Linked DNA regions of Homo sapiens: region 2 is linked to region 1. A link is a loop called in an ENCODE intact Hi-C map of the cell type or tissue named here. Cell type or tissue: thyroid gland. All regions are shown on one strand. Links, peaks and the distances in the headings refer to the core of each region. The heading gives the core; the rest is flanking DNA.

Region 1 (16,608 bases), core at 4,356-12,355:
TGTAATTTTTTTCCCTACTTTCTCAGACATTTCTCTCTGGGCAGCAGAGTAGCCTAGTAAAATGCTGACGTTGCATGAGCTAGAACGACCCCTGACTACTTGCTCAAAGGTGATTTAACTGCCTAACCCAATGCTGAGCAGTGAAAACTTGTCTGTGTCTAGGATTCTAATGGCCAAGACTCAGACGCCCTAGGTAAAAAGTATGTTGAGTAAGCTAATGTAAAGTTTTTACGTGGGCCAAATTCTAACTGTGGCCACATTCTAAACTCCCCTATATCTCTCCCCTGAGTTAACTGAAATTAACAGTGACTCACCAACCATCAAAGGGATTCACAGGCTTTAAAAAGATGAGCCATTAATGAAGGCATCTCTATATCAGCTTCAAATTGGTGTTTTAAATCTTAGTTGACTCCTAGGCATTCAAGTATGAGGCAAAGGGGATCATCATTTGTATTAAAAGAGAAATCCCCAAATCAGAACTGGTTTAATTCCAACCTAATTTTGGCTACTTAAGGAGAGTAAGAATTAAAGAAGTAACAACCAGTTTTTAGTGGATCTGAGAATGAAAAAGTTAACCGTTTGATTTCATTGGGGCCTATTCCACATTAGTTTATTTGAATCTTGTATTCCAGCAAAGGCAATAAGTTCCTATGAAACCAGTTCTTAGTATTAAGCTCATCCATTTGGTGCCTCTGCCAACTGTATGGAGTTGTCTCATGAAGTCTGAGTGAGATGTTGTCTATTGAAGTGCTTTAGTGTATTGCATGATACAAAATTGCAGCTCAATAAAAATTGATCTTATCAAAATTTGAAAATCAAACTTAATGCTTTTAAGAGAGCAGTCATTTCATCTGAGCCTCACCACAAACCTGTAAGTAGAATCATTCCCATTTTACTGATGAAGAAACAGTCTCAGGTTTGAGGTAATTCCCAGTAATCACAGCATGACAACACAGATAAGAAGACCAAGCTGCTAAAATGCACTGGCTGTGGTTTGCTTGCTTGTTTTGACATATAAGCCCCTAAAATATATTTCCTAAAAGATATGTTTATGTCTGTCTACCCACATTAACCTAAGTGCCCCAAAAGGCAGTTTTCACATCTGTCTTGTTCATGTCTCCATTCCCAAAGCCTAGCACAGTGTCTGGAAGACAGAAGGTTCTCAATATTCGTTAAGTGAGTGAATCACAAAATATCCTTTTATCTTGATTTGTTCTCTCCTTGGATTTCTTAGTCTTTTCTGCTATTCAGAAGCTTAGCATTAATCAAATGGACACCTATACCTAGATACCCATTAGCAGGTTTTATCTCAAAAGAAAAGCAATGTGTGACTGAAGTCACACATTTGGATAGTTTTGTTTTCCACACAGCAGAAATGAGCAAATGGGCATGTACACTGTAAAGCCACCATGAGAACTGAGCTGGCATGGGGAGTTCACTGTTGTGGTAATATTGTTGTGGTAATAAGCTCACACTTCTGGCTGCAGCCAGGCTTTGGGAGAGGATCTGAAAGTGTTCCTTCAATTCCACTTGTCTGAAGATTGCTGGGATGCTTCCCCACCAGCCCGTTTCATCTTTCCCTTCCCTGATTCATCTTGAAGGAGGAACTAAGCAAAGGATGAGAGCTTCGTGTGGTTGATTATGAGAAAGTTCAAGGCAGCTGTTCATTTAGAAGCTGTAGAAAGAGATTGCCTCACACGCTTACATTTAAGGAAACATAAGCCTGGAGTAATTCATTTTCCAGTAGAAATTGTCCTGAGTCATTTCATTTTAAATGGGAGCCCCAGTCACAGTTAGGGATGAATTTAGCAACAAACAACATAAGGATTTTTTTCAATCTCAGCTTTATTTTCTGAAACTGTCTTTCAAACAGCCAGAAAACAACTTTAAGTTTTGAAAGAAAGAAGGAAAGAAATAAAGAGAAAGATAAAAGAAACACAAAATGACTAATGTTTTGAGATTTAGGGGCAAATTCCGTGCCCTATGGCTGAATCTTATACAAAATAGAGAAGTATTGAGATGCACTTGCAAATACGGAAGTTCGTACCTTTATTTAATTGGGTTAATATGTTTAATTTATTTTTTAGCCAGCTGGACAGTGGGATTTAATCTGACGACATGCACAGAGATGTGCAATGATGTATATGTAAGGGGAATTCTTCACAACAAATCTATGTCTGAGTGCTTTGGCCTCATCCTTCCTTGATGCAGTCTCTGCCTGCCCTAGAAACAAGAGAACACCTGTTATTCTCTCGCCACGTGTTAGGGACTCTGTAAGCACTTTACCAGCCCATCTCACAACACCCTTCCAAGTTTTCTATTTTTATGATCTCAACTTTACATGTGAGAGACTGAGGTCAAGAGAGACTAAATAACATCTTAAGGTCATTCATGGAATATGGAATAAAGTTCAGAACAGGAATTCTGGCAAATTGAGCCCTAGAATTTAAGTACTTAAGCATGATTGTCCACTCCTCCATCTCCTGAAGTGTGTATCCCTGGAAAACAGGATGTTTTCTGTACCAAAAGAACATGGAGAGATACTTCCACAGCTAAGTATGTCTCTTAAAAGTGTTTGTGTGTGTGTGTGTGATAATGGTGATGATGATTTCCTTAAAGCATTTTACTGTTGATAGCTCATCATCACCTCTAGCCAATGAAACACAGAGTCCACAAAAATGCAATTTGTCTGCCCTGGTTCACCAAAGGGATAAAACTTAAAAGACAAAATTTGTAAGACAAAACTTAAAAGATAACCATAAATGTGGCTTGTGAGCAAAGTAGGGCAGGTGGCGCAGCCATCAGGGTGGAATTTTGTTGTGTACCCTGTAGCAGCAGAAAAGCCCTACATTTGAGCACAGGAAGCCCAATAACTTTGAGTAATTTTGAGCAAGGTACTTAATCCTTCCAAATCTCAATTTCCTCATATGTAAAATGGGAAAATAACACTTGTTCTGTCTACCTTTTCTAGTTATTGTAAGGGGGTAAAAATTGTGTCAACGCGAAGACGAAAACTCCAAATCAATGCATTCGTTTACTCAGTGTATTGGTCTGTTCTCACGCTGCTAATAAAGACTTACCCAAGAATGGGTAATTTATAAAGGAAAGAGGTTTAATGGATGCACAGTTCCATATGGCTGGGGAGGCCTCACAATCATGGCAGAAGGCAAATGAGGAGCGAAGTCACATCTTACATGGCAGCAGGCAAGAAAGAGTGTGCAGGGGAACTCCCATTTATATAACCATCAGATCTCATGAGACTTATTCACTATGACAAAAACAATATGGGAGAAACTGCCTCCATGATTCAATTATGTCCACCTGGCCCCACCCTTGAAACATGGGGATTATTGCAATTTGAGGTAAGATTTGGTTGGGACCACAGCCAAACCATATAACTCAGCCATTCATTCAACAAATATTTATTGGGTGTGTACCCTGTGCAGGCATTAGGTCCTGGAGTTATGCAATTTTAACTATAGGAAAAGATTCTGGATTAAAATGGAATTTGAGGCCAGGCACTGTGGATCACGCCTGTAATCCTAGCTCTTTGGGAGGCCAAGGTGGATGGATCACGAGGTCAGGATTTCGAGACCAGCCTGGCCAGCATGGTGAAACCTTGTCCCTACTAAAAATACAAAAATTAGCCAGGCATGGTAGCATGCACCTGTAGTTCCAGCTACTCGGGAGGCTGAGGCAGGAGAATCGCTTGAACCCAGGAGGCGGAGGTTGCAGTGAGCTGACATCACACCACTACACTCCAGCCTGGCGACAGACCCAGACTCTGTCTTAAAAAAAAAAAAAAAAAAAAAAAAAAGGAATTTGACTTGTTGGGTGGTTGATAACACCAGCTTATTTGGCTTTCTTTTTAGGAGTCAGATGTTATAAACAGAATTGAATATTTTGGGAAATTCTCAACCTCTCATCTTACATTTGGCCACGGAATGCCTGCAGGAAACAAAACAACCAAAATGAATTCAGAGCCCAGCGTAGATGGGTACATCAAGGGAAATCCTGGCTGTCAGGAGGGTGACAGCTCCTGTGCAAGCCACACTGCTGTTGTGTGTGTAGCAGAAGGAAAGCCTACCCTCCCTGCACCACATCCCACGCAGCCCACACCAACTCTGCCTCTCCATGCACTGCCCACCCAGACCTGCAATTAGCACATTCATCAGTGTGCCTGGTGTTTCCTGGTGATGGAGGGCCCTGAGGTGCTCCATTTAGGAGTTAGGCTCTGCCACCTATAGCTCTCCTTGAGCCCATCTATTTTCTCCCATTCAGATGTACACCTTTTGTTGCATGCAATGAATTTTCTGATTTCTGCGTAGTCATTAGAGGGAGAGACCTCACATTAGGAAAATGACCATCACAATAAGCATGCCTATTGGCTACCTTAACTTGAAACAGGAACATGGGCCTGAGGCCAGAACAATTGCACAGGGTCCTGCCCTCAAGAGGGTTGTCCTTAGAATTTAGTATTCTGTGGTTGTCATCTTGATATTCTTAATCATATCATCTTTGGCTTTGTGTTTTGTAAATAAAATTTGATGAGACAGGGAAGCAGGCACTGAGGCTGAGGGCTTGGAGATTTGGTTTACACAGGGTCCTCTTCGGGACATGTTCTTGGCCTTCCTACTCTCTGGAGTTCTGGGTCCTGCTCGGCCTCCTCCTCCTCCCTGCCCGCACCCAGCAACTGGCCCTGGTCGGGGCCTAGGCACAGGCACTGGGATTTTCAGGTGTCTCAAGGCAGCAGCATCATGATGCATTGGCGGGGTGACTTGGTGGAGGTAAGCCTCTCATCTGCCTTGACTGCATGTTACAGGGGTGACAATACCTAGGGGGTCATCCATCTGCCTGGGTCAGGGGAAGTTGATCCAGGGAAGTGAGGGGGATCATGGCAGCCAATGCACACGCTCATGCTTTGAAGGCCTCTGTGGGCTTGTGAGGGTCTGCACTGGCCCTGCAGGCAGCGACACTAAATAGGAACTATAAAACACCACAGCAGATCAAGAGGGAGTGGAATGGGGGGAGAAATGCTTGATATTTTAATTCCTAACACTGCTCCCTGCTTTCTGCACAGGGACCCCCACAATTTTACTTTATACTGGGCCCCAAAAATGATATAGCCAAGCCTGAGTGAGAAGCTCATTTCTGGGATTCTAAAGATCTGACTCTTTTTTTTTTAATTGACAAACAACAATTGTATATATTTAGAGGGTACAATGTGGTGGTTGAAATATGTATACAATACAGAATGATGAACTCAAGCTAGTGGGAACGTTCAAAATCTATCGTCTCAGAAATTTTGAAATACAGATTACATTATTATTAATTATCTGACTTCGTTTTTTAAAAAACGCTCACAGATTAAAAGCAAAAACAAACAAAACACAATGCTGATAAAGACGACCTGTCTCCCCAGCGAAGGGGCAAGGGAAAAAGAACACAAGTTACTTTTACCACATGACCTTTCCAGACAGGAGCAGGGCTGGAGCTTTGGGGACACCACAGAAAGTCTGTTTTGTTGTTGTCGGGGGTGCAGGGTGGTGAGCAGAGAACATCTTTGTTTTAGAGATGAGGGAACGTAGGCGCAGAAAAGTTAGCCGGTTCACCCCAGACACTGAGCAAGTGCCAAACTTGAGTCAGTGGACACTAAATCTTTATAAGGGGAGAAAAATGCTCTGGAACCCTGGTCCTGACAAAAATCATTTTTATTAGAATGTCACTTAAATATGTAAAAACCTAAACCTAAGTGTGACCTCTGTAGTTGCAAAGCTTATGCAACTGTAAACTCAAAACATATTCGCACATCAAATACAAATGAAACTACAAAGCTAATTAAATTCAAATTAACAAAAATACTGTAATAGAGGGCATTTTGCTCAAACTAAATCAAGTTGATTTAATTAATTTGGATTTATTTAATGTTTAATTTAATTGTATAAATATACTTTCATGGTTTGTTCTATATTAAATATTTCTTAAATTTTGACTTATGCATACATGGGGAACTCATGAACACATGGGCATAAAATAATGTTAGCAATTTCAAGGTAGTTTTAAATATTTTGTTTTATTTTATTATATTATTATGACTATATTTCCCATTTAGGATCATCGGACCTCATGCTTAACAAAAATTGCCACTTTTGATGGAGAGTTGCTTGGTCACTTTATAAAATCGTGCTGCTCAATTGAAAATGAATTTTATGATGACAATGCTAACAAATCTGCTCTAATTGAATATCTAAGCCAATTATTTCTGCACTTAGGACTGGAGCACTTCCACACTGAAAATTTACTATTACACTTTCTGCTCACGAAATGTTGGTAAGTATTGCAATAGTTGAATGTAAAGGGCAGTGATTACTTACCAACCAGTGTGGGGGTACTGCAGTATTTAAATACAGGTTAGGGCTCCACCATACCAGCCCAATATCAGTCTTGCCTATTACAGAAATTTATCCTGCCCTTGGCCATGGCCTTTCCAGTCATTGCTCATTGATGAATGTACATAAATATGTCTGTGTATGCGTGAGTAGCATGGCGTGAGTGTGGGTGCTGTGTGTATGCAGATAGATGTATGTACGTGGGTGTATAAATTTGTATGTGTATATGTAAATGTTAGGAAATTTGGCAAATTGGAGGTAAAATTTTAAGGCTCACCAATAATCTTTGCTAAAGTTTTTGTTCTGCACATAGTAGGCACTCAAAAAAAAAAAATGGTAGTTGGCCAAGCGCAGTGGCTCACACCTGTAATCCCAGCACTTTGGGAGGCCAAGGCGGGTGGATCACTTGAGCTCAGGAGTTTGAGACCAGCCTGGGCAACATGGCAAAACCCTGTCTCTACTAAAAATACAAAAATTAGCCAGGCGTGGTGACACACACCTTTGGTCCTAGCTACTGGGGAGGCTGAGGTAGGAAGATTGCTTGAGCCTAGGAGGCAGAGGCTACAGTGAGCTGAGATGGCGCCACTGCACTCCAGCCTGGGTGACAGAGACCCTGTCTCTAAATAAATAAATAAATAAATAAAGTATTATTAATCTTATGTCACCAGATACTCTTTTTCTTAAATATTACTTTTTCTTGGTCCAGGATTTCCCATCAAATCCAAGCCAGTAAAGCATGTTATCCTATGTTTTGACTATCTCAGGCTGGTAAAAATAACTTATACTTTGCCTTTTTTTTTCATTTGACCAATATTTACCTAATACTTACTGTGACTTAGTGAAAAGTGCAGAGCATTTTATAACATTATGTTACTCTATAGTTGTTTTAGATTGTGTTTCCCAGGGACCAGAATTTTGCTTGGGAGGTGATTCCAAGGAGTGCTAGCAAGGTTGGAGAGGTGAGAGTGCGGAGGGATAGAAGCCAGTACAGGGTGCGTTCATGAACAGTTCCTGCTGTGGGCAGCCAGGCCTCCATTCCATTGGGAACCTCTGAGAGAGGATGTAGAGCCTCAGTGCTGCCCCCCAGCTCCCCACAGGGTCCAGAAGGCTGCAGCACTTACTTACCCACTTCTTGTTTTGTTGGTGAGAAGTCCTGCTCCCATGGGCCATGACTTCCTAGCACTCCGGTCTGCCTCACTCATGTGTTGAATATGACTTGGTGGCCAGGAAGTCCCTGCAAAGACAGGTAGGGAGCCTGGGGTAAGAAGACATAAGTGTTCACAGGGAGAAGGCATGCCAAGGGGGGTTGAGTGGGGTGCCAGCACCCCTACAATACTCATTGCAAATCTGTTGTTATATATATTTTGATGTGTGAGGAAGTGGGGGGTCCTGGAGAAGCTAAGTAACTCTCCCAGGGTCACAGGGATAATGAGTGCAGGAGCTGGGATTCGAACATGGCCATCTGCTCACAGAGTCTGTGCTCTTTACCACTGCAGTGATAATCAAAATGAATTTTATTCCTCCATGTGTTTTTCTCCAAAATATTCACTTCAAAACCTAAACAGGGCTGGGCACGGTGGCTGATGCCTGTAATTCCTGCACTTTGGGAGGCCTAGGCAGGTGGATCACCTGAGGTCAGCTCTTTGAGACCAGCCTGGCCAACATGGTGAAACCCGGTTTCTACTAAAAATACGAAAAATTAGCCAGGCGTGGTGGCAGCACCTATAATCCCAGCTACTCAGGAGGCTGAGACAGGAGAATCACTTGAACCCAGGAGGCAGAGGTTGCAGTGAGCCAAGATCATGCCATTGCACTCCAGTCTGGGCAACAAGAGCGCAACTCCGCCTTAAAAAAAAAAAAAGGAAAAGGAAAAGAAAAAGAAAAACATAAATGGATCTTAAGTCTGTGCACTTCATAATTTGCCGAAGGAGAAGTCATTTGATAAACATCAGACCCTTAATAATATGTATTTTGCTTTTCCATTGTCTCTGAACAAATATTTCTGAGTGTGTTTCTGCTTTTTCCTGGATGGTTCTCCGAAATAAAGTCTGACACCTTTCTATTAAGACTGAATGCAAATTGTTCAAAGAGAAACAAACAATTATGACTGCTGAGTTTGAAAGAGCATAGGAACTATGCTACCATCAGAGTTGGCACTGTGTGTCCCAAGGATCAGGAAATGGAACTGGGCACCTCACAAGATGAGTATTATAGTTTATTTATAACATTTGCATAAAAGTAAAAGGGAGAAAGACATAGAGCTAACAATAGCCTCAGAGTCCAGGTGACAAGGACCTTATTGTGAAATGAACTGGTCCTCCTGGCTCTTGTTAGTAACTCCCCCTTCATGAACAAGATCCAAGACAGACACCTTTCAGGGAATGCCATCTGGAGTGAACTGCGGGACATGGAGGTTTCCTGGATCTATGACTCGTAAATCAAAATCCTGGAAGTAAGTCACATCCATTTCAACTATTTCAACCTGACCTCCCCATGCACTGAGTAGGCCTTGTGCCAGCATTTCAAATCTATTCACTGTGTTCATGGCTATGTCTGTCAGGTGATGTAAGCAATATCACAACAGCACAAGACATGGTCCCAACTGCAGAGAATATTTCCATGTTGTAGGAAATTGTATGGAGATATCCATTTTTATAAAGGATATTGTGTCTGTAGAGTATAGTCTTCCTCCCCTGGCCTGCCTGTTTCCAGGTCTCTTCCTACCTGTAAACTCTTTTGCATCAGGGAGGTTTGTGCTATGGTAGGAACCTGAAGCTTTTTAAGGTTGGTAATTCAACTCTTCTTGCCTTTGTGAAAGCCTGGATGGATTGAAATTTTCTGGATGTCCTTGATACAAAGGACTATAAGGAGTCTTATCTTTCAGGGCAAAAAGATGGAAGCACCGGCTTACCCCAGACCAGGAAGTGGGTAAAGTTCCAAAGTTGTTGGCAAAACAGGGACCTATAGGCATGTCTCTGGAAGCACCCTAGTGAGTTTGCAGAGCCTCTGAGGTAATGTGGTGGCACTGGGCTCCTAGGGAGGCTGGAGCCCAAGCACTGAAGATTTGGCCTCATGCATGGCCCAAAAGCAGAGATCTGCCACACAGACCCTTTTGTGTCTGGAAATCACAGACCCTTTTCTGCCTCTGAATGCCAAACACAAGCTTCTCAGATTTTTTAAAAATATAGAGAGAAGGAGAAGTCACAGGAGTGACTCAAAATAATTTTCTAGCCTGCCCAGTGAAGGAGGATGAGGTCAGTTTGAAGCAATTTTAAAGGTATTTCTTGACTGCTTGAGTCCGTAGTTTCACATTCAAGACAAAATAATAATATGAAATGCATACTTCAGTGCGCCACAGGGCTAAGTACAGTGTGTGGAACTCTCATACGATCCTCACAGATCTCTGTGAACTAGGTGGTTTTGTTTGTGCCACCTCCAAATGAGGACAATGAGGCCTAGAGAGTTCTGGTCTTTGCTCAAGCTAGTGCCTCATCAAGGTGAGATGTGACACAGGCCAGTGGATTCCAAAGCCTGTTCGTTTAACACAACCCTGTAAGTCTAACTTGTGAAACAATTAGGACACCAGCCATCAGGGTATATAGGTAAGAATCCAGTTCCTTTCAGCAGTGAATGTTGGAGTATTTCAGAGAAAGCAAGACCCATGTGGACTCAAAGCAGGAATATAAGCATCAGGAGGGCTGATGACTTAATTGATTTTGTTCAACAATGTTTCCCACGTGCCTAGAATAGGGCATGGCCCATAGTAGGAGCTTCATAAATATTTGATAAATCAGTGAATGAATGATTGACAGGAGTCTAGAATTCTGTCTTATATGAAGAGACAAGAGGGCTTTAAATAATCCAAAGGAAAGAAGAAAGCCATTGCATGGCCATTATTAATATTAAAGAGTCAAAAAAAAAAAAAAACCAGGTACTGGCGAGGTTGTGGAGAAAAAGGAATGCTTTTACACTGCTGGTGGGATGGTAAATTAGTTCAACCACTGTGGAAGACAGTATGGGAATTCCTGAAAGACCTAGAGGCAGAAATACCATTCAACTCAGCAATCTCATTACTGGGTACATACCCACCAAAATATAAATCATTCTGTCAGAAAGGCACATGCACATGTACATTCATTGCAGCACTATTCACAATAGCAAAGACATGGAATCAACCTAAATGTCCATCAGTGATAGACTGGATAAAGCAAATGTGGTACATACGCACCATGGAATACTATGCAGCCATAAAAAGGAATGAGATCATGTCCTTTGCAAGAACATGGATGGAGCTGGAGGACATGATCCTTAGCAAACTAACACAGGAACAGAAAATCAAATATTGCATGTTCTCACTTATAAGTGGAAGCTAAATGATGAGAACACATAGACACATGGGGGGAAACAACACACACTGGGGCCTGTCGGAGGGCAGGGTGGGTGGAAGGAGAGAGAGCATCAGGAAGAATAGCTAGTGGATGCTAGGCTTAATACCTGGGTGATGAGATGATCTGTGCAGCAAACCACCACGGCACACATTTACCTGTATAACAAACCTGCACATGCACTTAAAAGGTAGAAGTAAAAAAATAATAAAATAAAATATCGATAGTTTAAAAAAAGAAAGAAAGCCATTCCAAATGGGGTAAACACCTCTTTTCCAAATCACCTTGCAAAATAGTTAGGGATTTGTGTGAAGGAACGCTACTTGACAGCATCCCAAAATGGGCTCATTATCCTTGCTAGTCTGCTCTTCCAAGCCCTGATCACTGCAGTCAAGGAGAAGGAATTCTTTCTGATTCTAGAATGCAGATAGACTCCATTAGAACAAGTAGTATTTTGGGTAAAATAAAGAAGAGATAAGCTGAGGTAAATACCTAGACTAATGACAAGAGAGCCTTATGTTTAGCATAGACTTCTAGTTCAGTGTTTTTAAGCATATAACTGCTCATTATGTCTTCATTAAAGCATTTCAAGGGATCCCCAGGTGAATTATAATGATTAAAAATAATGCAAAGCAAAAAGCTTTTGGATCTACGTTGGTGAACAAAAAGACTCCTCTTAAAAGGAGAGAGTGGCTCAGCTCCAAAAGTCTCATGGAACAGTCTAAGAAGAAGGGAAATCTATAATAGGCAATTTTTAGGGTAGAAGATTGATATGGTTTGACTGTGTCCCCACCCAAATCTCATCTTGAATTGTAGCTCCCATAATCCCCAGGTGTCATGGGAGGGGCCTGGTAGGAGGTAATTGAATTATGAGGGCAAGTTTTTCCCATGTTGTTCCCATGACAGTAAATAAGTCTCATGAGGTCTGATGGTTTTATAAAGGGCAGTTCCCCTCCACATGCTTTCTTGCCTGCCACCATGTAAGACATGCCTTTGCTCCTCCTTTGCCTTCCACCGTGATTGTGAGGCCTCCTCAGCCATGTGGAACTGTGAATCCATTAAACTTCATTTTCTTTTTAAATAACCCAGTCTCGGGTATTTCTTCACAGCAGTATGAAGGTGGACTAATATGAAGATATATGTTAATGTCAATTTAAGAAGACTCACCTTTAAATAAAACTGTCAGGCAACAATGTCACATGGCTTTATTTCTGTTTGACTGCAGGAGCACGTGAGAAATAGACCCCTTAAGGGATTTTCCCTAAGACAGGAGATCCAAGCCTCCTAATGTTCATTCTCAAATCTATTCAGAGATTACTTGGTGGCCAAATAAAAAGATTGAAGGAAAATTACCATTTAACTTATAGGACAGTCTACAACTGAAATTAATGGCGAGATTAAAAAAAGAAAAACCCACCAAAATGTTGCTCATCTTTTATATGAACTCAAATACCTTCTGGCTTCTTTAAATGAAAAGTCTGACATTTTTCCTGGCAGTATTGCTGAAAAGATAAGACAAATGGAAATTCCTGAGATGATCTGGGATACTTATCAGGAGGAACAGCTTCAAGGGAAATGTCTGCTTTCTCTCTCTTGCAAATTACGAAACCATTGACAGAAAGAAACACGTTGGTATTTGATAATAAGAAGGCAGCGTGTATCATAATATTCTAGGGCATATCTGTTCAGTGTAAAAAGAAATTGATCTGCGTAATAGTCGAGAGTCATTACATCACCATTCCCTGCCTACCCACTCCCTAGTTAGCCCCTGTGTGGCCACAGAGTGGCTGTAAAATGGCCCACTGTGCTATTTATATCCATTGCTGCCAGTGTTACTTTGATCTAAACCTTGAGATTCACAAACAGCAGAAGAGGGAATGTTGGTAATGACAATCACTGTCTCAGGAAATAGTTTACAGTGACAGTGGATTCTATTTCAATTTCTGGACTCCAAGGTAGCGTTCACCACTGCCCCACTGGGGCCACCTATGGGATTAACATTGGCAGTGCCCCAAATACACTATGTATACTTTCTGGTTCTTACCCAGCATCAAATTCAATCCCAAAAAGCAAACACTCGTTTCACTTACTCACTTCCTTAAGACTCAGTGCTAACTTGGAGCATATTTTCCTGCTGCAAGATTTTAAGTTTTTATTGGTCCTGGAGGGGCCAGAAAAGCTACAGAAAGGCCTTTGCTTGCAGTACCAGCTTCAAAAACTTTCAGCTAAAAGCAGGAAAGTCAAAAGCATCAAATACAGTCTTATAAAGGCTATTTTGATTTAGAGAAAGCTTTTGAATTTGCGTTTAGTTGCGAATCCTGATGGCAAGATTAACACTGTTTATGCGGAGAAAAACCTTCATGGAGGTGAGATGAGTGCCCGTTTTCGGTGAGAATGGCAGGATGTGCTACACGTAGATTGGGTTAACTATGTTGGCCCCTCTCTGCTACTCTTCTGCTTAAAACGTTTCACAGGTTCTCTATGGTACTAATGCATATTTATCAGAATTCTGTTGGTAGCAAGGCACAAAAACCTAACTTAAAAAGCTTTAGCTTAAAAGTATGTTTATTGGTTCATGTGGCTGAAAATTCCAGCGCATGGGACTGGTTTCAGCTGGATCCAGGAGTTCAAATAATACTGCCAAGATTTTCTCTGTCTCAGGGTGAGGTCTGGGCAATCTTTGTGCCTGGGGTGCAAGATTTCAGGCAGCAGGTCATGCAAGTACTGACTCTGCTCTAGCAGGGCCCTGAGAGACAGAGCCCATGTACACAGGCTTGCCTTCTTAAATTTGCACTGTAGGCATCTTGCCTGCCTTACCCTGGACCCTCTTTTTCTCTTAGCTTTTTTTTTCATGTTCCTTTCTTTCTTGGGTGAGTTCTTCTCACTCGGTGCGCAGAAGCTCACCAAAGCACCAGACATGGTTCTACCACATCACCAGACTTTTTCCTTATCACCTCTGCCTCCCTAAAACTCTTTTTCCATTTATTTCAGGAAAGAATGACCCCAAGACTTGGGCTCATTGGCTCTTATTAGCCCCACTTGAGTGTGGAAGAGTCACTCAATAGAATGTGCTCCCCAAACTGTTTCCTTTTCCTCCCGAGCACACAGCTAAGCACATTCCCCAGGTTCCTCGCATCTAGGTCTGGTCATGTGCACAGTGCCAGGTAGGGAAATGTAAGTAAAAATAAAGACCATCTCCTCCAGACCTGGACCCACTCCACATTCACTTCTTCACTCATTGTCTGGGCATAGAACATTCAGCAGGTGACAGCGCCATTAGTTGAAATGAGCCTAGATCCCTGAGTCACCACTTGGAGGAAGCCATACTGAAGAACCACCTGATCAGGAGCGTGCACAATGTTTTGTTTGTTTGTTTTTGTGAGGGGGAAACCAGCCATTGAGATTTAGAGACTGTTACAACAGCTAGTGTTACTCATTCTCTGTAATCCATTGAGTGTTTGCCTCTTGTTGAACCCATTAGTAGTATCAAAAATGATGGGATGTTCTGAGCAGCCAGCCATTGGTCATGTGCTCATCTTTGGAGCCCTGAGTTAGGTAGAGCCCTATCCCCAACCATAAAAAAGTTAGAGCAGAAGTAATTCCCCCAAAGAAAACCAAGATGCCATTACTAGAATAAGGGGGAGAAGATGCAGCACAGACAACAAACGTGACGTGCACAACAGCCCCACACGTCCCTCTCAGGCTGGCCTCTAATGCAGTGCTTGAGGAACACCCAGCATTTTGAGGTCCTTTTCAAGCCATATCCCTGCTCTCATTCTTGCTCTTCCTCTCCATCTTCCCTCTTGCTCACCTTCTCAGCCCCCACTCTCTTACCCTCCATTCACCTTCTGGAAATTCTGCTGATTTTTAAAACGCGGCTTGGATATCCCTTCCTTCCTGACGTTTCTTCACATTCAAGCTAAGTTTTATGTTCTTCTCTTTCTCTCATGGGGCCCTGTGATTTCTCTTTCTTTGTCTTTACTTCATTATTTAGAAATTATTAACTGTGAAACTCTCAAAGCCGGGATAGGCCTAGTCATCATTTTGTCCCCAACACCTAGCACAGTGCTTCCATCTGGTTGAAATGTTCAGATGAATAAAGAAAGGAATATAGTCCAATCATCAAACCGTGGGCTAAATTCATCTTTGCAGTGGCTATCCACAGGATAGCTAAATCCACATTTCCACTCCTATCATTAAGGAAGTAAGAAATTTTATAATCAAAAACAATCAGTTACATGCATGTTTCTGAAACCATATGTCTATTTTGCAACTCTTATTGTGTTAGTAAATCTAAGGGCTAACTTTTGAGTAAGATAAGGTCTTATTAATTTATTTTTTTAATCTAAAATAGATTTATTGCATTTCACGCAGTTTGAAGGCCATGGAAAGGGGACTAGCACAGTTTTTAATGCATTTAAAAAATAAAAGGGAGGAGGGCAGCAAACACATAAAGTCCTAGTGTCCTGGGTCCCTGGGAGAAAAGAGTGTGGCAATGAACCCACCCACTCTCCATGGGGAATAAATCTGTCTCTTAAATGCAAGGAATATTTCCATGGCCTCTGGATGCAAATACACAGAGCTTTGGGGTAAGAGCAAGGGATGGGGAGAGGACCACTAGTGAAAACGCAGCTACACATATTGACCTAATTCAATCTGAGGGTAGAACAACATGGCAAATCTTGGGGGCAGCAGCTGTTCCAAGGGTCAAGAAATATCGTACACCCACGGGGAGATTTGCTTCTAAAAAGAAGTGGCGGTGAGAAACAAAACAAAACAAAACAAACAAAAGGAGAAATATTTCTTCAGCCACACTCTTCAAGAAAATGCCACAAATATGTGATTTAATATTTTAATTTCATAGCATTGGACACACAGCTCAACATATTGAAATATTGATTCCTTGGAGAAAAAAGGAAACAAAAAATATTGCATCTTTCTGTTGGAGAATCTCGGCCCCCAGGCATGAGGCCTAGTGCGCCATTGTCCTAGCCTGCAGGAGGAGCTGAGGTCGGCCGGGTCCTCTGGGGAAGAAGGCTGTGTTCATGACCTGGGGCTGTACGGCAAAAATTGTGTTGAGTGTCCTCGGCCTTGCCAGCTCCGGCCCTCAGCCGCCAGTCACCCGGGGGGCCTGCCCATCAGAGGGCTGGTTGACTGACTGGAAAAACATGGGCTGGGCAGGTCCTGGCCCGCAGGTATGGATACTTGCTGGATCTGGTAGAGCTGCTGTCCATCTGTGAACTGGCTGAACTACTGCTGTCTTTGCTGGACCTCTGTCTGTGTAATCGGTTGAGCGCTGGTGGCAAGTGTCTGGATCTGTCCCTGCAGAACGTGGGTGCCTGATACAGACTGGGCTAAGCGGATACACTGCAGCTGGCCAGCCTTCAGCTGCACCGGGATCTGCTGGATCTCTCCTGTGTTAGTGAGGATCTGCTACATCACCTGCACGGTCCATCCAGTACCACTCTGGGCCTACTGGGCTTGACCCTGTGGCTGGGCCTGGACAATCTGCACCTGCTGACCTTCTCCAACCTGCGTCGTCACGGGCGTGGTCTGGCCCTGCTGAAGCTGTGCGATGATGATCTGCCCAGGCTGCATGGTGGTCATGGAGCTGGCGGTGGTCTGGCCTTGCTGCTGTCCCTGGACTTGGACGGGCGGTGGGCTGCTGAGCCAGCGTGAAATAGTATTGGACTGGCTCAGCAGGAGTTACAGACTGCAGCACCTCCTCCTGACACTTTGGAGGTTTCAGTTCATCTCTTAGAACAATATCGATGAGAAAATCCAATTGATCAAATTTCGTAATTGCCATGGCGACATAAGTCCGGCAGTTGTTA
Region 2 (16,608 bases), core at 3,921-11,920, 460 kb before region 1:
ATTTCCTTGAGCAGTGGTTTGTAGTTCTCCTTGAAGAGGTCCTTCACATCCCTTGTAAGTTGGATTCCTAGGTATTTTATTCTCTTTGAAGCAATTGTGAATGGGAGTTCACTCATGATTTGGCTCTCTGTTTGTCTGTTGTTGGTGTATAAGAATGCTTGTGATTTTTGTACATTGATTTTGTATCCTGAGACTTTGCTGAAGTTGCTTATCAGCTTAAGGAGATTTTGGGCTGAGACAATGGGGTTTTCTAGATATACAATCATGTCGTCTGCAAACAGGGACAATTTGACTTCCTCTTTTCCTAATTGAATACCCTTTATTTCCTTCTCCTGCCTAATTGCCCTGGCCAGAACTTCCAACACTATGTTGAATAGGAGTGGTGAGAGAGGGCATCCCTGTCTTGTGCCAGTTTTCAAAGGGAATGCTTCCAGTTTTTGCCCATTCAGTATGATATTGGCTGTGGTTTTGTCACAGATAGCTCTTATTATTTTGAAATACGTCCCATCAATACCTAATTTATTGAGAGTTTTTAGCATGAAGGATTGTTGAATTTTGTCAAAGGCTTTTTCTGCATCTATTGAGATAATCATGTGGTTTTTGTCTTTGGCTCTGTTTATATGCTCGATTACATTTATTGATTTGTGTATATTGAACCAGCCTTGCATCCCAGGGATGAAGCCCACTTGATCATGGTGAATAAGCTTTTTGATGTGCTGCTGGATTCGTTTTGCCAGTATTTTATTGAGGATTTTTGCATCAATGTTCATCAAGGATATTGGTCTAAAATTCTCTTTTTTTGTTGTGTCTCTGCCTGGCTTTGGTATCAGAATGATGCTGGCCTCATAAAAAGAGTTAGGGAGGACTCCCTCTTTTTCTATTGATTGGAATAGTTTCAGAAGGAATGGTACCAGTTCCTCCTTGTACCTCTGGTAGAATTCAGCTGTGAATCCATCTGGTCCTGGACTCTTTTTGGTTGGTAAGCTATTGATTATTGCCACAATTTCAGATCCTGTTATTGGTCTATTCAGAGATTCAACTTCTTTCTGGTTTAGTCTTGGGAGAGTGTATGTGTCGAGGAATTTATCCATTTCTTCTAGATTTTCTAGTTTATTTGCGTAGAGGTGTTTATAGTATTCTCTTATGGTAGTTTGTATTTCTGTGGGATCGGTGGTGATATCCCCTTTATCATTTTTTATTGCGTCTATTTGATTCTTCTCTCTTTTTTTCTTTATTAGTCTTGCTAGTGGTCTATCTATTTTGTTGATCCTTTCAAAAAACCAGCTCCTGGATTCATTGATTTTTTGAAGGGTTTTTTGTGTCTCTATTTCCTTCAGTTCTGCTCTGATTTTAGTTATTTCTTGCCTTCTGCTAGCTTTTGAATGTGTTTGCTCTTGCTTTTCTAGTTCTTTTAATTGTGATGTTAGGGTGTCAATTTTGGATCTTTCCTGCTTTCTCTTGTGGGCATTTAGTGCTATAAATTTCCCTCTACACACTGCTTTGAATGCGTCCCAGAGATTCTGGTATGTTGTGTCTTTGTTCTCGTTGGTTTCAAAGAACATCTTTATTTCTGCCTTCATTTTGTTATGTACCCAGTAGTCATTCAGGAGCAGGTTGTTCAGTTTCCATGTAGTTGAGCGGTTTTGAATGAGATTCTTAATCCTGAGTTCTAGTTTGATTGCACTGTGGTCTGAGAGATAGTTTGTTATAATTTCTGTTCTTTTACATTTGCTGAGGAGAGCTTTACTTCCAAGTATGTGGTCAATTTTGGAATAGGTGTGGCGTGGTGCTGAAAAAAATGTATATTCTGTTGATTTGGGGTGGAGAGTTCTGTAGATGTCTATTAGGTCCGCTTGGTGCAGAGCTGAGTTCAATTCCTGGGTATCCTTGTTGACTTTCTGTCTCGTTGATCTGTCTAATGTTGACAGTGGGGTGTTAAAGTCTCACATTATTAATGTGTGGGAGTCTAAGTCTCTTTGTAGGTCACTCAGGACTTGCTTTAGGAATCTTGGTGCTCCTGTATTGGGTGCATATATATTTAGGATAGTTAGCTCTTCTTGTTGAATTGATCCCTTTACCATTATGTAATGGCCTTCTTTGTCTCTTTTGATCTTTGTTGGTTTAAAGTCTGTTTCATCAGAGACTAGGATTGCAACCCCTGCCTTTTTTTGTTTTCCATTTGCTTGGTAGATCTTCCTCCATCCTTTTATTTTGAGCCTATGTGTGTCTCTGTACGTGAGATGGGTTTCCTGAATACAGCACACTGATGGGTCTTGACTCTTTATCCAATTTGCCAGTCTGTGTCTTTTAATTGGAGCATTTAGTCCATTTACATTTAAAGTTAATATTGTTATGTGTGAATTTGATTCTGTCATTATGATGCTAGCTGGTTATTTTGCTCGTTAGTTGATGCAGTTTCTTCCTAGTCTTGATGGTCTTTACATTTTGGCATGATTTTGCAGCAGCTGGTACCGGTTGTTCCTTTCCATGTTTAGCGCTTCCTTCAGGAGCTCTTTTAGGGAAGGCCTGGTGGTGACAAAATCTCTCAGCATTTGCTTGTCTGTAAAGTACTTTATTTCTCCTTTGCTTATGAAGCTTAGTTTGGCTGGATACGAAATTCTGGGTTGAAAATTCTTTTCTTTAAGAATGTTGAATATTGGCCCCCACTCTCTTCTGGCTTGTAGGGTTTCTGGTGAGAGATCCGCTGTTAGTCTGATGGGCTTCCCTTTGTGGGTAACCTGACCTTTCTCTCTGGCTGCCCTTAACATTTTTTCCTTCATTTCAACTTTGGTGAATCTGACAATTATGTGTCTTGGAGTTGCTCTTCTTGAGGAGTATCTTTGTGGCGTTCTCTGTATTTCCTGAATCTGAACGTTGGCCTGCCTTGCTAGATTGGGGAAGTTCTCCTGGATAATAACCTGCAGAGTGTTTTCCAACTTGGTTCCATTCTCCCCATCACTTTCAGGTACACCAATCAGACGTAGATTTGGTCTTTTCACGTAGTCCCATATTTCTTGGAGGCTTTGCTCATTTCTTTTTATTCTTTTTTTTCTAAACTTCCCTTCTCGCTTCATTTCTTTCATTTCATCTTCCATCGCTGATACCCTTTCTTCCAGTTGATCGTATCGGCTCCTGAGGCTTCTGCATTCTTCACGTAGTTCTTGAGCCTTGGTTTTCAGCTCCATCAGCTCCTTTAAGCACTTCTCTGTATTGGTTATTCTAGTTATACATTCTTCTAAATTTTTTTCAAAGTTTTCAACTTCTTTGCCTTTGGTTTGAATGTCCTCCCATAGCTCAGAGTAATTTGATCGTCTGAAGCCTTCTTCTCTCAGCTCGTCAAAGTCATTCTCCATCCAGGTTTGTTCCATTGCTAGTGAGGAACTGCGTTCCTTTGGAGGAGGAGAGGTGCTCTGCTTTTTAGAGTTTCCAGTTTTTCTGTTCTGTTTTTTCCCCATCTTTGTGGTTTTATCTACTTTTGGTCTTTGATGATGGTGATGTACAGATGAGTTTTTGGTGTGGATGTCCTTTCTGTTTGTTAGTTTTCATTCTAACAGACAGGACCCTCAGCTGCAGGTCTGATGGAATACCCTGCCGTGTGAGGTGTTAGTGTGCCCCTGCTGGGGGGTGCCTCCCAGTTAGGCTCCTCGGGGGTTAGGGGTCAGGGACCCTCTTGAGGAGGCAGTCTGCCCATTCTCAGATCTCCAGCTGCGTGCTGGGAGGACCAATGCTCTCTTCAAAGCTGTCAGACAGGAACATTTAAGTCTGCAAAGGTTACTGCTGTCTTTTTGTTTGTCTGTGCCCTGCCCCCAGAGGTGGAGCCTACAGAGGCAGGCAGGCCTCCTTGAGCTGTGGTGGGCTCCACCCAGTTCGAGCTTCCCGGCTGCTTTGTTTACCTAAGCAAGCCTGGGCAATGGCGGGTGCCCCTCCCCCAGCCTCGCTGCCGCCTTGCAGTTTGATCTCAGACTGCTGTGCTAGCAATCAGCGAGACTCCATGGGCGTAGGACCCTCTGAGCCACGTGCGGGATATAATCTCGTTGTGCGCCGTTTTTTAAGCCCGTCGGAAAAGTGCAGTATTCGGGTGGGAGTGACCCAATTTTCCAGGTGCCGTCCGTCACCCCTTTCTTTGACTCGGAAAGGGAACTCCCTGACCCCTTGCGCTTCCCGAGTGAGGCAATGCCTTGCCCTGCTTCCGCTCGCGCACGGTGTGCGCGCCCACTGACCTGCGCCCACTGTCTGGCACTCCCTAGTGAGATGAACCCGGTACCTCGGATGGAAATGCAGAAATCACCGTCTTCTGCGTCGCTCACGCTGGGAGCTGTAGACCGGAGCTGTTCCTATTCGGCCATCTTGGCTCTAGTTTTTTGTATTTTTAGTAGAGACAGTGTTTCACCGTGTTAGCCAGGGTGGTCTTGATCTCTTGACCTCGTGATCCGCCCACCTCGGCCTCCAGAAGTGCTGAGATTACAGGCATGAGCCACCACGTCCAGCCTAGAAAATGGGTTTCTATTATTTGAGGACATCAATTAGTTGAGTTGTGTGCAGTGTGGTGGTGGAGACAGTGGAGACAGTTGAGCAGCATGTGTGCAAGCACAGACACATCAAAGAGAGAGGTATGTTGGGGGGAGCGTGGGTTCTCATCTGACCCCACCTGTGTATAGGCCCCAACTCTAGCCTGATTTCCTGATTTTGTACAAAGATGACAAGCTCATTCCCAACTTCAGATCTTTGCTATTTGCTCTTCTATGTCTACCTACCAGCTCCTTTGCCCTGCCTTTCTCACGCAGCAACACTTTCCATCCCTTACACGTCCATTTATTCTCTAGCTTTCATGGGTCATTTCAAACCTTACCCCCATGCCAGTGCATGCTGGGTAAGTCTGAATTGTAGACCTGAGTGCTTCTGTTTGTATCATCCTACACTTTTTTTTTAAAGTATAGTATTTAGTATCTTAAGTCTTGCAAAAGCTAAGTTTGCTATGGCTTTACTTCTGGATATGCTATAATTTCTACCACAAAGAGTTGGTGCTCAATAAATATTTCTTACTCGATCAGTAGTCATAATGAAAACAATGTAAACAAAGGTATGAGCACCAAGGGTGTAAAAATGTTTTGAGAGTTGTGGGGGAAGCAGAGCAATAGGTGATTTAGTGGTCATTGCCAATCCCAAGTGTTTTCACTGAAAATATGAACTCAGCCATTTAAAAGTGGCTAATAGGTTTGTTTTTGTTCTCACCTAGGTTTCTGTGACTGGCAGATACAGCATGAAATGTGAGTTCTCTGCAAACCGTAGCTAATATTGGAAATGTGTATTGTGGCTTGAAGTTAGGTATCCTACCTGAGCTCACGTATCTTTTCTCTTGCTTCCAGCACAAGAAGGTGAGATTCCACACAGCATGATAATTACCTATTTACCTGCCAAGGCCACCCTCTTGGTGGCTCATTTCTCTAAGGAGAACCTGGGCTCATCACATTCACCACTGTTTCCCTGGGCAAGGCCTCCAGAGCCAGATAGTACATTATCCCTGAAATGAAATTTGAATCAAACACTTCCAGAACAAAAAAAGTTTTTAATTGTCTGTGAACTGTTTTGACATTTTTGTTGCCAGGTAGGTAGGTATGGAAAGTAGTTTTTAAAATAGACATCAGGATCTGTGACCTTTTGCCAGCACGGTCTGATGTCTGAGCTCATGTTTAGTTTAAAGGGCTACCCCTCCAATAAAGATAAGCTTATTAACACATTATTCTCTTTATTTGGCTTTTTAAACCATGATTCTCCTTTGAGACCCAAATTATTCAAACACAGTAAAATGTAAGAAGTGGCAGTGGTCCAGTAGACATAGATTTTGCAGCAATTCAAATCACAGAATTCCAAATACAAAAAACTCACATTTAGGATTAGAATATTGCTGTAGTTTTGTTTTCAAGGTAAATACAGCGTGTGTGTTTGTGTGTGTGTGTATGTGTGTGTGCATACACCATGAGGTCCTGAATCAAATTTGTTCTGTCAATTGTGTTATCAAAAAGAAAAATTACAGGCTAAGCATTCCTAGAGCAAATATGTTTTACTAATATCATATATTTACAATTTATACTCAAACTGCTTCCCAAAGATATTTGAAGCAATTTATATTAATAACTATATATAAAAAAATTCTGTTGTAGCAATGACTCTGTACCAATCAGAAAAATTACAAGCTATACATTCCTAAAGCAAATATGTTTTACTAATATTATCATATATTTATAATTTATACTTAAACTGCTTCCCAAAGATATTCAAGCAACTTATATTAATAACTACATATAAAAAATTCTGCCGTAGCAATGACTTTGTACCAGTCACTGTTCTATTTTTTACATACGTTTCTATATCTTCATATCTGTGTTTTCTGTTTATGTGTATTAACTCATTTAACTGTCCCCATTTTACAGATAAGGAGACTGAGGCACAGAAAGGTTAATTAGCTTCCCCAAGTTTACACGGCTGATGAGGGGCAGAGCCGGGATCCAAACCTAGGTAGTCTGACTTCAGAGCCCAGACCCATGCCCTCTGCCAGCATAATTAGAGTAAAACTGGACAATTCAATATCATACAGAAGTGAGGAAGGAAACAGACCTAAGGCATCGGCTAACATAGTCATTGTGATTAGATATTCAATGCGAGTCTCAAAGTCTTGGCAATTAAGACATAAATGGAAACATATCAGTGAGAGAAAGCCCGTCAGTTCAAAATTCCTGATGCTGAATTTATTTATTTATTTATTTAGACACAGAGTCTTACTCTGTAACCCAGGCTGGAGTGCAGTGGTGCAATCTTGGCTCACTGCAACCTCTGTCTTCCAGGTTCAAATGATTCTCCTGCCTCAGCCTCCCGAGTAGGTGGGATTACAGGCATGCACCACCACGCCCAGCTAATTTTTGTATTTTTAGTAAAGACAGGGTTTTGCCATGTTGGTCAGGCTGGTCTCGAGCTCCTGACCTCAAGTGATCCTCCCACCTCGTCCTCCCAAAGTGCTGGGATTACAGGCATGAGCTACCACACCCAGGCTGATACTGAATTTAAAAAGTAACATCATCATGCAAATGTTTTGGGGGGCTATAAGGCCTCGACTGGTTTACTCAGGATAGTTTAGTCAGCATGTATGTGGGGGAATGGCTGGGTGTCGACTGACCTCTGAGTCTTCCTCACAGGGGCTGGTACTGCTAGCACGGAGGAAATGAGAGGGGGGGACGGGTAATGCCTTCTGGGCCAGCATGTTTGGGGCAAGCAGGGTGTACCTTATGGGGACACACTTTCTGTCAGGAGCAGAGCTGGGCCTCCAAATGAAAGGCATCTGTTGTTCTCAGGCACATTCTTGGCATTTCATTTGAGAGAAATGCCTGATGGCCAAAATACCAGCAACGTGCTTGTAAATAACAAATTCCTCAGAGTTACTGAACACATCTCATCCTCTTTTTCAAAAAAGCTTACAATCATTCTTTTGCAGCTTACATAGATGTATTGTTTGCACACCAGGGTTTTTCCTGTCAAATATAATACATTCCTTTGTATCCTCTTGCAATGATTTTGAAACACACAGTTATCTACCAGAGACTTAGTCCTGAATTCTGGCACCTGAGCATGCATTGTCATGCCTTGTGAGATTCTCATTGAGTGTGCTGTGGGAACGAGCAGGCAAGGCCCCCACTGAAAGCATGGCTGATGACATAGGGTCAGAATCATTCATTCCTTCCACAAATATTTCATGAGTTAGTTCATGGCACATGTTAGGATCTACACTGGGGATTCAATAATGAATCAGGCGTAATCGCTGAAGGAATAGAAGGTCCTTTGGAAAAGTCTGATAGGACATATGCAACTATCATACAGAGTGATAGGTGGTAAAATAAAATTAATGACAGGGTGTTGTGGGCTCTTATTTCAGCAGGGGGCAGAAGTGAGCACAGAGAGATCCTTGAGGAGATGACATCCTAGCTGAGCAGTTGTTCTGAAGATGAGAGTAAGCAATGCTGTAGGAAAAGGCTGTTAGGAAGAAAGGGAGGCATCAGAAAGCCTGGGACAATGGGACAGCAGGTGCTCTGGAAACTCTAAGCAGTTTGGAATGGCTGTAGCACATGCAAGAGGTGAGCTGAGGGGCATGCACTGTCTGGGTCATTTAGTGCCGTGGAGCGTGCTAATAAGTTTGGACTTTCTTTTTTTGGGCAATGTGGAGCCAATGAAGAATTTTAGGTAAGGAGGTAGCATCGTCATCATCACTATCTTTTTCATTGCTCCTTTGTATGACTTATGTGTTAGACAATGTTCTAGGTGTAACATACACAGTATTGCAGTTGATTCTCCCAACAATTCTCTGAGAGAGATACTATTATTATTTCCATTTTGCCATGCAAAGATGGGCTTTAGAGAGTAGAGTCTATTAGCTTGCTGAGGCTGCCAGAATAAAGTACTACAGACTGGGTGGCTTAAGCAACAAAAAAATTATTATTATTATTATTTATTATTATTTTTTGAGACAGAGTCTTGCTCTGTCGCTCAGGCTGGAGTGTAGTGGCATGACCTCGGCTTGCTGCAACTTCCACCTCCCAGGTTCAAGTGATTCTCCTACCTCAGCCTCCCGAGTCGCTGGGATTACAGGCATCTGCCACCATGCCTGGCTAATTTTTTGTATTTTTAGTAGAGACAGGGTTTCACCATGTTGGCCAGGCTGGTTTTGAACTCCTGACTTCAAGTGATCTGCCCGCCTTGGCCTCTCAAAGTGTTAGGATTCAGGCGTGAGCCGCTGCGCCTGTCCCAAAAAATTATTTTCTAACAATTCTGGAGGCCAGAAGTCCAAGATCAAGGTGACGGCAGAGCTGGTTTCTCCTGGTCTCTGCCCTTGGATTGCAGATGGCTGTCTTTTTCTTATGTCTTCACGTGGTCTTTCCCCTGCACCTGTTTGTGCCCTGACCTCCTCTTCTCATAAAGACACCAGTCAGATTGGATTAAGGTCTACACTAATGACTTCATTTTAACTTAACTACCTCTTTAAAGACCCCATCTCCAAATGCAGTCGCAACTCAGCATATAACAAGAAGTAACTTGATCAAAGTCACAGAGCTGGTAAGTGGTGGTGTGTGGAATTGAACCCAGGCATTCTGACCTGGAGCCCGAGTTCTTAACCATTATGTTGTAAATCTCAGATTTGTGTTTCAGAAAACACATTGAATGTAGAATAAGGAACACACGCTGGAATGGGTAAAGTCAAAGTGAAAAGGACCAGTGAGGAGGCTTTTGTAACAGGTCTAACTGAGAGAGAATTGCACTGAACTCTAACAGTAGCAAGGGGAGTGCCCACAAATTGATACCTTTAGGAGAGATTAAGGAGGTATGAGAACATGGTGACTGAGTGAGAGAAGGGAATGAAGGAATGGACGAGTTGAGAACATCTCCTAGGTTTCTGGCTTGGACACTTGGTGGATGGGAGTGCTGTTTACTAGGAAGATAGGGAACTGACGCTGTTACCAAAGTCCTCTGCATTGAAGGTCTTTGAAGATCTTCATGACAAACCCTGCTCTCTCTGCACTACATGTTGGGGCTGATTGTAAGAATCATGGTTGGCTGATTCAAGATAGACAAGTATTTGCAGCTGCTCAGCACTCTAAAAAATGCATCTCTCTCCTCTTTCCAGAAAGGCTTAAGCCTTTCTTGAAATGTGTATTTTCTTCTGTTTTCCTTTAAATGTTACTTTCTGGATTTTCATACTTGGATTCATGGACTGATTTCTCTGTCTCCTGCTCTGTGCATCAGCTCAGTGAGAATTCGAGAACTCTCTAGTTGTATGTGTCTATGTGAGCATGTGTGTGTGCCTGTGTATGTGAGTGCTGTGTGTAGTCCTAGGTTCCACCAGCTCTGTGGTCACATGAAACTGTAATTGCATTGAACGTGGAAAGATTAAGTGCTTAGTTATGAATTCAGCTTAATAATGGCCCAGGCGTGGTGGCTCACGCCTGTAATCCCTTTGTAAAGCACTTTGGGAGGCCGAGGCAGGAGGATCGCTTGGGCCTGGGAGTTCAAGACCAGCCTGGGCAACATGGCGAAACCCCATCTCTACAAAAAAAAAAAAAACAAAATTAGTTGCATGTGAAGGTGTGTGCCTGTAGTCCCAGCTACTCAGGAGGCTGAGGCGGGGGGCTCGCTTGAGTTTGGGAGGCCGAGGCTGTAGTGAGCCACTACACTCCAGCCTGGGCGACAGAGAGAGATCTTACCTCAAAATAAATAAATACATAAATAAAATAAGAAGAAAAAAGAAAAAATGGCAATGCCTTTTTTTGCTTTGGACCTTTCTTCAAAGAAAGTTATAATAGGTGTGACCTGGGCATCTGTTACAGTACTGGCTCCTTGGGCCATTTATTCCAATGGAAAAAGAAAACCTTTTTGGAAAGAGTGCCATAGCATTTCTGGCCACTACCAACTCCAGCAGGAAAAAGAAGATAGAATTTCTCTCAGAGTTTTGCTAACAGCAGCAATGGCAAGACCTGGAGTTGGTATGACATATTAGAGTTTACACAGTGCTTTCACATACATTATTTTATTTAATCCCCAGAATAACCTCCACTTTTCACCTGGCCAGCTCCTTCATATTTTCACATGCTTTGGTTTTGTTTTCAGCTTCTTGATTCTTTTTATAGGATTGAATTACAATTTACACTTGTTTGTCTTTCTCCCCAACTAAGAATGGGGGTTCCCTGAGGGGAGGGGCATGTCTTCTTACTCACTCTTTTATTCCCAGCAACTCTGCTGAGGACGTTTGAGGAGAGATGGAGGCAGTGCAGACTAAATCTTCTTCTACTTTTTGTTTTAATTTTAGAGGGTAGAGAACAAGCTTGAATTTATTCATTCTACAAGTAGTATCAGCTACTTTATACAACACACCATGGTAGGAGTTCTGGAGATGCGCAGAACTGAATAAAGTTGTTATCCTTAGATGTACAATCTAGGGGGGTCAAGATGGGGTTACAATTTGGGTGAAAATACCAGTTTTCCCAGGACAGACTTGTTTTATGCGTATTGTCCTTCCTTATTTTTCTTTTCTGATCTTTAATATTTAATATTATAGTTTATAAATAAAAATAGAGATATAAATTCATATTCATAGTTATGGGGGATTAAAAACAAATTATTAAAAGAATAACTTATGAGTAATAAGATGAGGCATAGGGAAAGATGGGATAAATATTAACTTTCAATATTTTTCTGAATATGTTTACTTTTTTTTTTTTTTTTGGAGACAGGGTCTCACTGTGATGTCCAGGCTGGAGTGCAGTGGCATGATCTCAGCTCACTGCAACCTCTGCCTCTCGGGTTCAAGCAGTTCTCATGCCTCAGCCTCCCAAGTAGCTGGGACTACATGTGCACACCACCACACTTAGCTAATTTTTGTATTCTTGTAGAGATGGGGTTTTACCATGTTGGCCAGGCTGGTCTTGAACCCCTGGCCTCAAGTGATCCACCAGCCTCAGCCTCCCAAAGTGCTGGGATTATAGGCATGAGCCACAATTTTATACTTGGAAAATGTGAAGAAAAATTTAAGCAAACAAAGGGGAAGAAATCAGATATGCTAGACCCAACTGAAAAATACAGTAATTTCTTCTGACAACCTGCTTATTTCTGTTATCACTAATTACATATTTTAATGAAAACTGAGGTTAACCACATAATATCTAATCATGGCTATGTTTAGGTTCATATAAGGACGGAATGGCACAATTATACAATTAACCCCTGTGAAGGAAAAATAAGGCATTATTTTCTTCACTTTACATGTGAACAAACCAACAGCCAGAAAGGTCAGATGTCTCTGATAATTATTTATTCATTTATCTGTTCATTACACAACACTTACCGGGTGCCTATTATGTGTCAGGCACTGAAAGGGCACTGGAGCTGGAAAGAGGAATGAAATCCAGTCTATGCTTTCTGAAAGCCCAAAGTTCAATAGAAGAAATGAAGACATACAGAGATAATGGTGACATGGCTGGAGGAGTCCCTACTGGATGGACAACTAACTATACCAGGCAGGGTCAGGGTAGAAGGTTCAAGAATGGCTTCCTGGAGAAGAAGAGGCCTGGGGTAGGTAGAACTGTTAGTCCCAGGGTCAGCGAGAAAGGCGCTGTTAGAGCTAGTGGTGAACTCCTTAACCAGTCTAGATCAGGACTTAGCAACTTAGGGACCCTAAGCCAAATGCGACCTACCCCTGTTTTTGTAAATTTAAATTTTTCTTTAAATTTATTGAGATGAAATTTATATAACATAAAATTAACCATTTTAGAGTGAACAACTCGGTGGCAATTAGTACATTCACAACATCATGCAATCACCACCTCTATTGACTTTCAAAACATTTTCATTGCCCCGAAAGGAAACTCCTAAGCTGTTAAGTGGTTACTCTCCATTCCCCTCTTTCCCCAGCCCCTCTTAGCCACCAATCTACTTTTTATCTCTATGGATTTTACCTATTCTGTGTATTTCATACCAATAGAAGCACACACCATGTGATCTTTTGTGGATGGCCCGTTTCAAGTAGCATAATGTCTTTGAGGTTATTCATGTTGTAGTATGAGTGAGTACTTCACTGCTTTTTCATAACTGAATAATATTTCATTATAGGTATATGCCACAATTTGTTTATCCATTCTTTTGTTGATGGGCGTTTGAGTTTGTTCCCACCCCTTTTCTATTGTAAATAGTGTTGCTATGAACACTATTTGCTATTTATTTGAGACCCCGTTATCAGTTATTTTGGGTATATATCTAGTGGTGGAAATGCTGAGTTGTCTGTTCAGCTTTTAGAGGAACTGTCAAACTGTTTCCCACCACAGCTGCATCATTTTACATTCCTACAAACAACTGGTGTGATTATAGCTCAAGGCAGCCTCCAACTGGGCTCAAATGATTCTCCTGCCTCAGTCTCCTGAGTAGCTGGGACTACAGGTGCATGCCACCATATGGGCCCAGCTTAAAAAATATATATATATATATATATAATATATATATATGTATGTATATATTTAGAGGCAGGGTCTTGCTATATTGCTCAGGTTGGCCTCAAACTCCAGGTGTCAAGTGATCTTCCTTCCTCAGCCTCCTGAGTAGCTAGGACTAGGCAGGCAGCACCACACCTGGCTTCCTCCTTTTCCCCCTTTTTACAAGTTATAACCATCCTAGTGGGTGTGAAGTGGTGTCTCACTGTGATTTTGATTTGCATTTCCCTAATGACTAATGAGATTGAGCATCTTTTCATGTGCTTGTTGGTCATTTTTACATTTTCTTTGAAGAAATATCTATTCAAGTCTTTGCCCTATTTTATTTGGGTTGTCTTTTTGTTGTTTAGTTGAAAGAGTTCTTTATATATTCTGGATACTAGGGCCTTGCTGGCCTCATAGAATGAGTTAGGAAGTGTTCACCCCTTTTCTATTTTTTTAGATGAGTTTGAGAAAGATTGGTATTAATTTTTCTTTTAATGTCCACCCCCCATTTCTATGAATAGAGTTTTATTGAGACATAGCTGCATTCACTGATTTCCATATTATCCATGGCTGCTTTTCACTGCTGTCAATGGCAGGGGTGAGTTGTTGCAACAGAGATTGTGTGGTCTGTGAAGCCGAAACAATTCCTATCTGTCCCTTTACAAAAAAAAGTTTGCTAAATCTGCTTTTCTGCTCATATGACTCTCTTATATGGAAAACTGAGAAATATCCCTTTTTGGAGTAAAATAGTCATAATAATTCAAAAACTGCATGAGGCCATTTGGTCATGCAAGTGCTGTTTTACAGGTACATTTCTGTATTTTGGACAATGGACTGAAAAGGGGCCCTCACTTATCACCCTAAGAAATAATGCCGATTAGGATGTTGACAGTGGAGAAAGATGAATATGAATTGGATACAGGATATAAAAGTAAGGGAGAGAACATGTCTGACCTGTGCAATGAAGGAGACGAGGACGCCTCCTCACTTAACTAGGAAAGACAGAGGAGAGCCACATGGTAGGGAAATCGTACAATAGGTCATCTATGTCGTAATATAAATGAGTACTTCATTCCTTTTTTGAAAGTGAATAATATTTCAGTGTATGTATGTGCTGCAGTTTGTTTATCCACTCTTGTGTTGGGAATATATCTAGTGGTGGAATTGCTGGGTTGTAAGTTTAACTTTTTGAGGAACCACCAAATTGTTTTCCACAGAAGCAGCACCATTTTACACCCCTACCAGCAATGTACAAAGCTTCCAATTTTTCTACGTCTTTGCCAACACTCTTATTCCCCTATTTTGAAATTATAACTATCCTTGTGGGTATGAATTTTTGTGGTATCTTCAAGTTTTGATAGGCTGAGTTTGGGGTTATTTAATTAAATTAAATTCATTAATTAATTAATTTATTTATTTTTGAGATGGAGTTTTTGCTCTGTTGCCCAGGCTGGAGTACAATGATGCCATCTCGGCTCACTGCAACCCCCGCTTCCTGGTTCAAGCAATTCTCCTGTCTCAGTCTCCCAAGTAGCTGGAATTACAGGCGCCCACCACCATGCCTGGCTAATTTTTGTATTTTTAGTAGAGATGAGGTTTCACCATGTTGGCTAGGCTGGTCTCAGGAGATCCACCCACCTTGGCCTCCCAAAGTGCTAGGATTACAGACGTGAACCTCCACACCACGCCCAGCCTGGGGTAACTTTTAAACATCTAAACAGAAGTGGCATGGCGAGGCGACAGATCACCCCTAAAAAATAGTCCTCGCCTCTCAATAATAAATGTATCAAGACAGACTCTCAGACCGTTCTGACTTCCAGAGGCATTTGCTACCTAACTGGGCCCTTCTAAAAGACTGGATGAGGCCGGCATCTCCCCACACCCTGATCTGGAGCCTTAACCCTGTCTTAGAGGCCTCTCCTGTCAGCCCCTGAAGTTTTCGCATGGTTTCCCTTAGGAGGCACATCAAGTCCTCTCACAAATTACGTCTCCAGTGTTTTAAAGTCCGACGTGCCTAAGCAGATTATGTTTTCCCTAACTCTCACTAAACGCACAATTACAACTACCCAACTTCCATTGTTCACACTAAACTGGAAGCTTTCTAATATATTTTACAAAAAAAGTGTTTGCCTATGTAAAAAAAAAAAGAAAAAAAATATATATATATATATAATCTGGGGCAAGGAATGAATCAAGATGAAGAAGTCAAGCATGGACAGATGGTAGTAGAAAGACTAGTTGTGAGTGTGGATTCCATTCAAATATACATCTAAGAAGAAATGAATGGGGGAATTATGATTTATGTAAAGGTCTCAAACTCTGACGAAATAGAAATAATATAAAGCAACAAAAATTGGGAGGGAGATTGGAGGTAGGAGGAAGTAAAAGAGGGTCTCAAATTTTTTTTTTTTTTTTTTTTTTTGAGACACAGTCTCACTTTTTCACTCAGGCTAGAGTGCAGTGGCACAATCTCCACTCACTGCAACCTCACCTTCCGGGTTCAAGCAATTCTCCTGCCTCAGCATCCTGAGTAGCTGGGATTACAGGCACCCACTACCACGCCCAGCTAATTTTTGTATTTTTAGTAGAGACAGGGTTTCACCATGTTGGCCAGGCTGGTCTCGAATTCCTGACCTCAAGTGATCCACCTACCTGAGCCTCCCAAAGTGCTGGGATTACAGGTGTGAGCCACCATGCCCAGCCTGGGTCTCATCTTTTTTAGTGGGGAATCAATCCAAACTATTTAAAAATAAAATATGTATTTTTTTAAAACTGGCAGCCACAGATGATGACTCCAGGCTGATAATGACTTAAATTTCTTTCTGGATCTCAGATGGCAAAGAAAGAAACATTTATCTGAAATTCTGCAATTTCCTCACTTTTACTTCAGTTTCTTTTATCTTTGTAAATGCACCTAAAATAAGATCAAGTATTTTTAAAGGATAACTATTACATAATTTTATTTTAATGAAATCATTTTTGTGTCTATCTTTATCCGTTTATAGATATCTCTATCAAATCTAACGTATTAATTCTTCTTCTGTTGGTTTGGAGAGATTCCGTAAAAACAATATTCGTAGACTCTTACCATTGCTTATTTCTGGCTGTCACGGTTTGAAGTGAGTTGTTTCTTTCTTGGAACTTTGTGGATTGCTGAGTTTTTTATGCTTTTGTACATATACAGGTATTACTTAAGAAGATAAACTTAGCCGATATTTTCCCATAAATTCACTTTATAAAGGTTAGTTATTTTAAAGGTTATATATAAAATTCCTGAATGCATTTAGAATTTTACTTAACATCATGTTATGAAGACCATTTTATTACTTCCCACTATTCATTTGAAAGGAAGATTGTTTTAAGATTCTTATATTTTTACAAACACTGCTGAGCTCAAAAAACATTTAAACTTGCAGGCCACATTTGCCTAATTAGAAGTGTGAGCCTTTTTCTTAAGTTTCATAGTCTCTCTTTAATAACTGTATTGGATTTATATTTCTAATACAGAATCCTACTCCAAAGGGAGGAACATCACACCACTGGTTTTATTGGTCTTGGAGAACAGTAAGGCCATTGAAAATATTCAGAGGAACAGAAAAATCAG

What was found. Peaks named below come from ENCODE experiments on the same cell type or tissue, not always from the same donor. Only the 100,000 strongest peaks of a DNase experiment are listed, where the experiment ranks them.
Region 2: a loop joins it to region 1, with 8 times the contacts of the local background. A loop is called at or near these places in 2 of 110 quality-filtered maps.

The regions. Positions count from the first base shown.
Region 1 is chr9:87,068,274-87,084,881 of GRCh38, forward strand. It overlaps the pseudogene NFYCP2. Among named protein-coding and RNA genes, the nearest start is that of LINC02893, 34 kb to the left of the region's middle. In thyroid gland, for the core only: no CTCF peak of the experiment used is centred there; no DNase peak of the experiment used is centred there.
Region 2 is chr9:86,607,702-86,624,309 of GRCh38, forward strand. No RefSeq gene overlaps it. Among named protein-coding and RNA genes, the nearest start is that of LINC02834, 92 kb to the right of the region's middle. RefSeq lists an enhancer at 7,779-8,280. In thyroid gland, for the core only: a CTCF peak has its summit at 7,882 (motif pointing right); no DNase peak of the experiment used is centred there; H3K27ac peaks cover 1,418 bases.